Regions from separate parts of the Homo sapiens genome. Here region 2 is linked to region 1. A link is an interaction called in ENCODE POLR2A ChIA-PET data of the cell type or tissue named here. Cell type or tissue: MCF 10A. All regions are shown on one strand. Links, peaks and the distances in the headings refer to the core of each region. The heading gives the core; the rest is flanking DNA. Region 1 overlaps MYO1E (myosin IE). Region 2 overlaps FAM81A (family with sequence similarity 81 member A).

What was found. Peaks named below come from ENCODE experiments on the same cell type or tissue, not always from the same donor. Only the 100,000 strongest peaks of a DNase experiment are listed, where the experiment ranks them.
Region 2: POLR2A ChIA-PET joins it to region 1 with 6 read pairs; 2 of 35 experiments call an interaction of 5 or more read pairs at or near these places.

Annotation. Positions count from the first base shown.
Region 1 is chr15:59,164,703-59,167,622 of GRCh38, forward strand. All of the region lies in intron 22 of MYO1E (myosin IE), which reads right to left. Among named protein-coding and RNA genes, the nearest start is that of MIR2116, 5.1 kb to the right of the region's middle. RefSeq lists an enhancer at 1,210-1,259. In MCF 10A, for the core only: no CTCF peak of the experiment used is centred there; a DNase peak (open chromatin) is centred at 1,209.
Region 2 is chr15:59,475,450-59,478,369 of GRCh38, forward strand. All of the region lies in intron 3 of FAM81A (family with sequence similarity 81 member A), which reads left to right. Among named protein-coding and RNA genes, the nearest start is that of FAM81A, 39 kb to the left of the region's middle. In MCF 10A, for the core only: no CTCF peak of the experiment used is centred there; no DNase peak of the experiment used is centred there.

The sequences.
Region 1 (2,920 bases), core at 224-2,723:
CTTGGAATGACAGGGCTCCCTTGGGCAGAGAATCTTGGGGGACTATCTCAGGCTTGTCAGGAACCTTCTCTCCAGACTGAGACAGGGAGCTAGTGACCCAGAGGTGATGGAGCCAGTAGCTGTAGCCACAGCCTCTACCTTGGTCTGATGTTGAAACTCATTCACCAATGTGCTAGTATTAAGAAGTGTGGCCTTAAGGAGGTGATTAAGTTACAAGGAAGAGGTCCTCATGAATTGGATTAGTGACCTTACAGAAGAGGTATGACAGAGTGGTTTGCCCTTTCTGTCATTCTCCCATGTGAGGACACAACAAGAGGCGCCATCTATAAAGAAAAGACTGGGCCTTCACCAGACACCACATCTGCCTGCACCTTGACCTTGGACTTCCCGGTCTCTAGAACTGTAAAAATTAAATTCTTACTGTTTACATATTACCCACTTTCAGTCCTCCTACAGGAAAGGGGCTTGGTAATCCACAGGAGAAAAAGAGGTCGAAGGAACCACAGCACAATTGGATAGGAAGGCGTAGAATGGCAGTACGCGCAAACCATGGGGGTGGGGCGGGGCGGTGAATGGAGTTCACTGGAAGCAAGAGGCCAGTGTCAGGGGAAAGGAGCTTGGTCCTTTCATGGCCAGCTTACTGAAGAGCAGCCAAAGAGTTTCCCTTGGACGTAAAGTCAGAACCCTTTACAGTGTTTTTTGGACAAATAATAGCCATTTGGGTGGAACACTTGGTCATTATCATTACCTCAGATGTTTGTTTTCAGACATCCACACATCATAGCCATGCTTCTTGCCCACTCCTGTGATAGTTGGGATCAAGGATAAACCCTGACAAGCAGTGGTTTAAACAATAGACGGTTTTCATCTCCGTCACTCAACAGCTCATGCAAAGGCAATTCAGGGCCAACGTGCCAGTTCCATAGTGCCTGGGAACAAACACCTCCTACTTACCTTTAAAGGTACAGCCAGCAATCTAAAACCCCAAAAAGCACTTATGAAAAGCTGCTCAAAAGAGCTCTTCCAAGTCATTTTGAATTAATAAAGTCTAAGCCTCCTGGCACCCTAGCCCAGGTGTAAGAACCCGGCTGCATTAGGTAGAGTGCATGCAAAAGACCAGAGTAAAACAAGAAGCTCCACTTTTTGGCCTTTGGGGTGAGGAATGAAACGCCTTCCTGTTTTGGTTGTTTGCTCAAAGCTTTCTTTGGCATGTCTGGTCATGCCTGGTGGCCTGGCTGAACTGTGGCAGGATGGTGATTATTCAACAGGGCTAAATGAGCCCAACACAAGTCACCTTGAGTGGTTTAATGGGCTTAGATTTATTAGGAGTTTCATTACTATTATAACGAAAAAAGCAAGCAGGCCAAAACTTCAAGGTCAATTATCAGCATGAATCTAGAAATGAGAAGAGATGTGTTTGGACACTTTGACTTTAACCAACAACTCCAAAATCCCCTCCCTTCAATGATCCAGGCATTGGAGCTAGGCAGACCACCTTCACCCAGGCCAGGGTCTCAGCTCATTCTGCTCTCCTTAGCCCACGCTCCTGAACCTGAAAACAAAGCTTTCGTGTTTATTTATTCTAAAAAGTCAGACTTATCTTTGGACTTCACCCCTGACTTATTCCTATGCTGCAATTCCTTACAGATGTTTGACGCTGTAAGCTGTGTTGAAAGACCTCTTCCTAGTCTCTGGTTTGGATCTGCCCTTGTTTTTTTATTCCTCTGTCTTTGCGGCTTACTGTTGTATTGCTGAAAACACTAGAAAATCTGTTTTACTCTCTTCACCAATATATCTTTTCACAGAAATGTTAGTTACAAAACACCAAGGAAAGTCCTGAAGGAGTTTTGTTTTTTTTTTTTAAAGCTGAAAAGGCAATTTCCAAGGATAGCCCTGCCTTTATTTAAGCTTTTATAAAAGTCTTTCCTGATTATGAAATATATGCTGCTTTTAGGAAACTGGAAGATACGGAGGCGAATCAAGAAGAAAATAAACCTTGCCCAGAATTCTACCACTCAGAGAAACCAGTGGCACCAGTTTCAGAACCTTCTTAACTTCTCTGAGAAAGCCCGGACGCAGATGCAGGCCTCAGCAGTGACGTGTCCAGCTCAAAGAAGCTTCACCTGACCCGCAGATGCAAAGACCCACTCTCCTCTCTTGTGTCCCAGGAATATCCTTTAAATCACGCTGGGAACACTTATAGTAAGGCACATGTTTACTCAGCTGTCTGTTCCCCCTTCCAGAATGAGAGGAGCTTCCTGAGGCAGTGACTGTGCCTCATCCACCTTCGAATACCAGGGCTCAGCACCAGGTAGGTGCTCAATCCCATGATGTTGACAACTTCCAGGTTCCCAATGCTTACAGACCATAGCAAGTCAAGATGCCAGTAATGCTTCAGGTCAGCAGGACAGGCAGTGAAGCGGGCTGTTTTTATTGCCAGAAAGTTTAGGGGATTCAGGCAAGGAGACATTCTGGGCAAGAATGTTGTGACCAGGGAGCTGGAGCCTCTGTCTAAAAGCACCGTCTTACGGGTTGTTTTTCCAATTGGAGATAAGTACTGGAAAATCTATTAACCCAGACAGACAGCCACACAACTTTTGGTCTCATCCTTCTGGTGATCAGCCACCAGAATGAGAAGAAAAATGAGAAGCCTCATCAGAGACCCCCAAATAAGAGCTTCCATGGCACCGAACTCAACACCTACAATAGCAAAGCCAAGAACATGGGTCATTACACCTGTGGTCACCCTTCCTGCAATTGAGTTTTTCAAATAAGAGTGGGGCCAGGCCAGTACTTGAACAAGAAGCAACTCTGGGAGGATCCTTCAAAAACCCAGGCATGGCCTTCTGCCAGCAGCCACCATACACTCAGAAATCCCGTGTCTCAACTCTGTATTGGTGTGTCACCTCCTGACACTCTT
Region 2 (2,920 bases), core at 120-2,619, 310 kb after region 1:
CATGTTTCTTTAAGATGATTTTTGAAAAATTTACAATGCAGTGAGAAAGTAATTTCAATTTTGCTGTTTTCCCAACGTCCGAAACACATTTTATGTAATGGTTATTCTTGCCTTAACCAGACAGCACTCTTTTATATTTACATGTATTTTTGGAGTGTGCAATTTTGCAAGTGATGATTTCCGTGATAGACAGGGAAAACTGAGTAAAATCTAAATTTGGCAAAAAATTTAGTTTGTATTTGAGTGTTTACTTTTTTTGTAACTGGTAGTAACTATATATAATGACAAAGTAACAACAAGGAAGTTTAAAAATTTAAGACTCCAATGTGAAACACTAATTATATTGATTTATATGTATTATGAACTTAAGCATGTCTACCTAAACATGTTAGGATGCTTGATGACAGATCAGAATTGCTGTCTTATAGCCAAACTTCATTAAAATGAAATCATGATTGTCTTAGTTTAGGCTGCTATGACAAATTACCATAGACTGGGTAGCTTAAACAACAGAAATTTCTTTTTCATGATTCTGGAGACTGGGAAGTCCAAGATCAAAATGCTGGTAGATCCAGTGTCTGGTGAGACCCTGCTGCCTGAATTGTAGATGGTCGTCTTTTCGTATCCTTGCATGGCAGAAAGTAGAGAGCAGAAGCAAGACCTTCTTTTAAGGTACTAATCCCATTCGTGAAGATTCTACCCTCATGACCTAATCACCTCTTATAGGCCCCACCTCCTAATACCATCACATCAAGGGTTAGGAGTTTAACCTACAATTTTTTTTTTTTTTTTAGACTGGGTCTTGCTCTGTCATTCAGGCTGGAATGCAGTGGTATGATCATGGCTCACTGCAGCCTCAACCTCCTGGGCTCAAGTAATCCTCCTGCCTTGGTCTTCCGAAGTGCTGGGATTACAGGCATGAGCCACCACGCTTGGTGAACATATGAATTTTTGGAGGACACAAACATTCAGTCCGTAACAATGATGTAGAGTAAATTTAAAAAGTACTAAAAGGAAGTCTTCATTTATAAGTAATATAAAAATTGGCACCAGGCACGGTGGCTCACGCCTGTAATCCCATCACTTTGGGTGTGGGATCCACAAGGTGGGTGGATCACTTGAGGTCAGGAGTTCGAGACCAGCCTGGCCAACATGATGAAACCCCATCTCTCCTAAAAATATATATAAAAATTAGCTGGGCCTGATGGCATGTGCCTGTAATCCCAGCTACTTGGGAGGCTGAGGAAGGAGAATTGTTTGAACCTGGGAGGTGGAGGTTGCAGTGAGCCAGGATCATGCCACTGCACTCCAGCCTGGCTGACAGAGCAAGACTCCATCTCTAAATAAATAAATAAATTGGGAGAGTGGGCATAATATAAAACTGATACTTGGCCGGGCGTGGTGGCTCACACCTGTAATCCCAGCACTTTGGGAGACCAAGGTGGGCAGATCATGAGATCAGGAGTTCAAGACCAGCCTGGCCAACATGGTGAAACCCCATCTCTACTAAAAATACAAAAATTAGCTGGGTGTGGTGGCAGGTGCCTGTAACCCCAGCTACTTGGGAGGCTGAGGCAGGAGAATCACTTGAACCCAGGAGGCGGAGGTTACAGTCAGCCGAGATCGTGCCACTGCCCTCCAGCCTGGGCAACAGAGTGAGACTCTGACTCAAAAAAAAAAAAAGCAAAAACAAACAGAAAACAAAACAAAGAACAAAATAACCTCATACTTGTAGTATCAGTTTTAAAACAGAGGTGTGAAGATATTTAAATTGTATTTCAATGATGTAAAAGGTGTATTTTTTATTTATAGATTCTTGAAGAATATCTTCTGTAAATTGCCTGAGTTTTTATTATTATTATTATTGCTGGTTTATAGCTGTTTTTCAGTTCACGCAGTAAAATTTTACTGGGTTATTTGATTTTTGAGAATCATCCCTGCAGGTGATTTTATATTACAAAAGTAAAGCTGAAGCCATTCTTAAGATGTGAAACTTACTGCTAGACCCTGATAGAACTAGTCAAATCGAGATATATTAACACTGTATCTTGGCAAATTTGCCTAGATAAGTCTTTATGATTTTCTGTCATGTGACTCTGAACAGTTATACACTGGAAAAAAAGTAAAATATGTTTTCAAACCATTACCCTATGTGATCCTCAAGAGCTAGAACAGAGTCTTAATATTTCTATTTTCAACACCTACCAATGTCTAAGACATAGTAGGAGCTCAATAAATGTTTCATAATCAAGAGCTCTGGGTCTCCTTGCCCCTTCCAGAACCCTATAATTATTGCTTATATTCTTTCAGCAGATACCAGTGTCAAAACAGATGACTCTTGTATACTAATACACAGTAAGTGCTTGATAAATGTTGAATGGAAGAATTTATTGTTTTAATACATCTCCATCCACAGTGTCTGTTAGCGGTTTGCCTTGTGATATGGAGAAGCTTATCAATTATTTATTCCTCAGAAACTTTCCACCAATGATCATCATCATTATAAATTTAGAGGAAGTAATATAGTCAACTATGAATTATACATGTCTGGGTTATCCATACTGTCTTTGGTTTAAGCCGTTATCGGTCCCTGGAAGCCGAGCCCTGGTGAGCAGTCCGTGGTCCTTTTATTGGTGGTAAGCTTTCCTTTCCATGCCAGTTTGATGGCTGGGGGTAGTAGTTTGGACCCCCATGTCTTTTTATGGCTTTAGCTGTGTCTCTGGCCTTTGGGAACCATGCAGTGGGGTCTGCCACCTGGCTGGTTAGAATCTGCGGACCTACTTTAGTTCCCATGTGCTCAACTTCATGATGTCCTTCTGGCTTGGAATGTTGGCTTTAACCTAGTTGGGTTATGGGAAACTGTATCAAGCCCTCATCTAATTGAATATATCATACGTAGTTTGCTAGTTTAATAATTTGC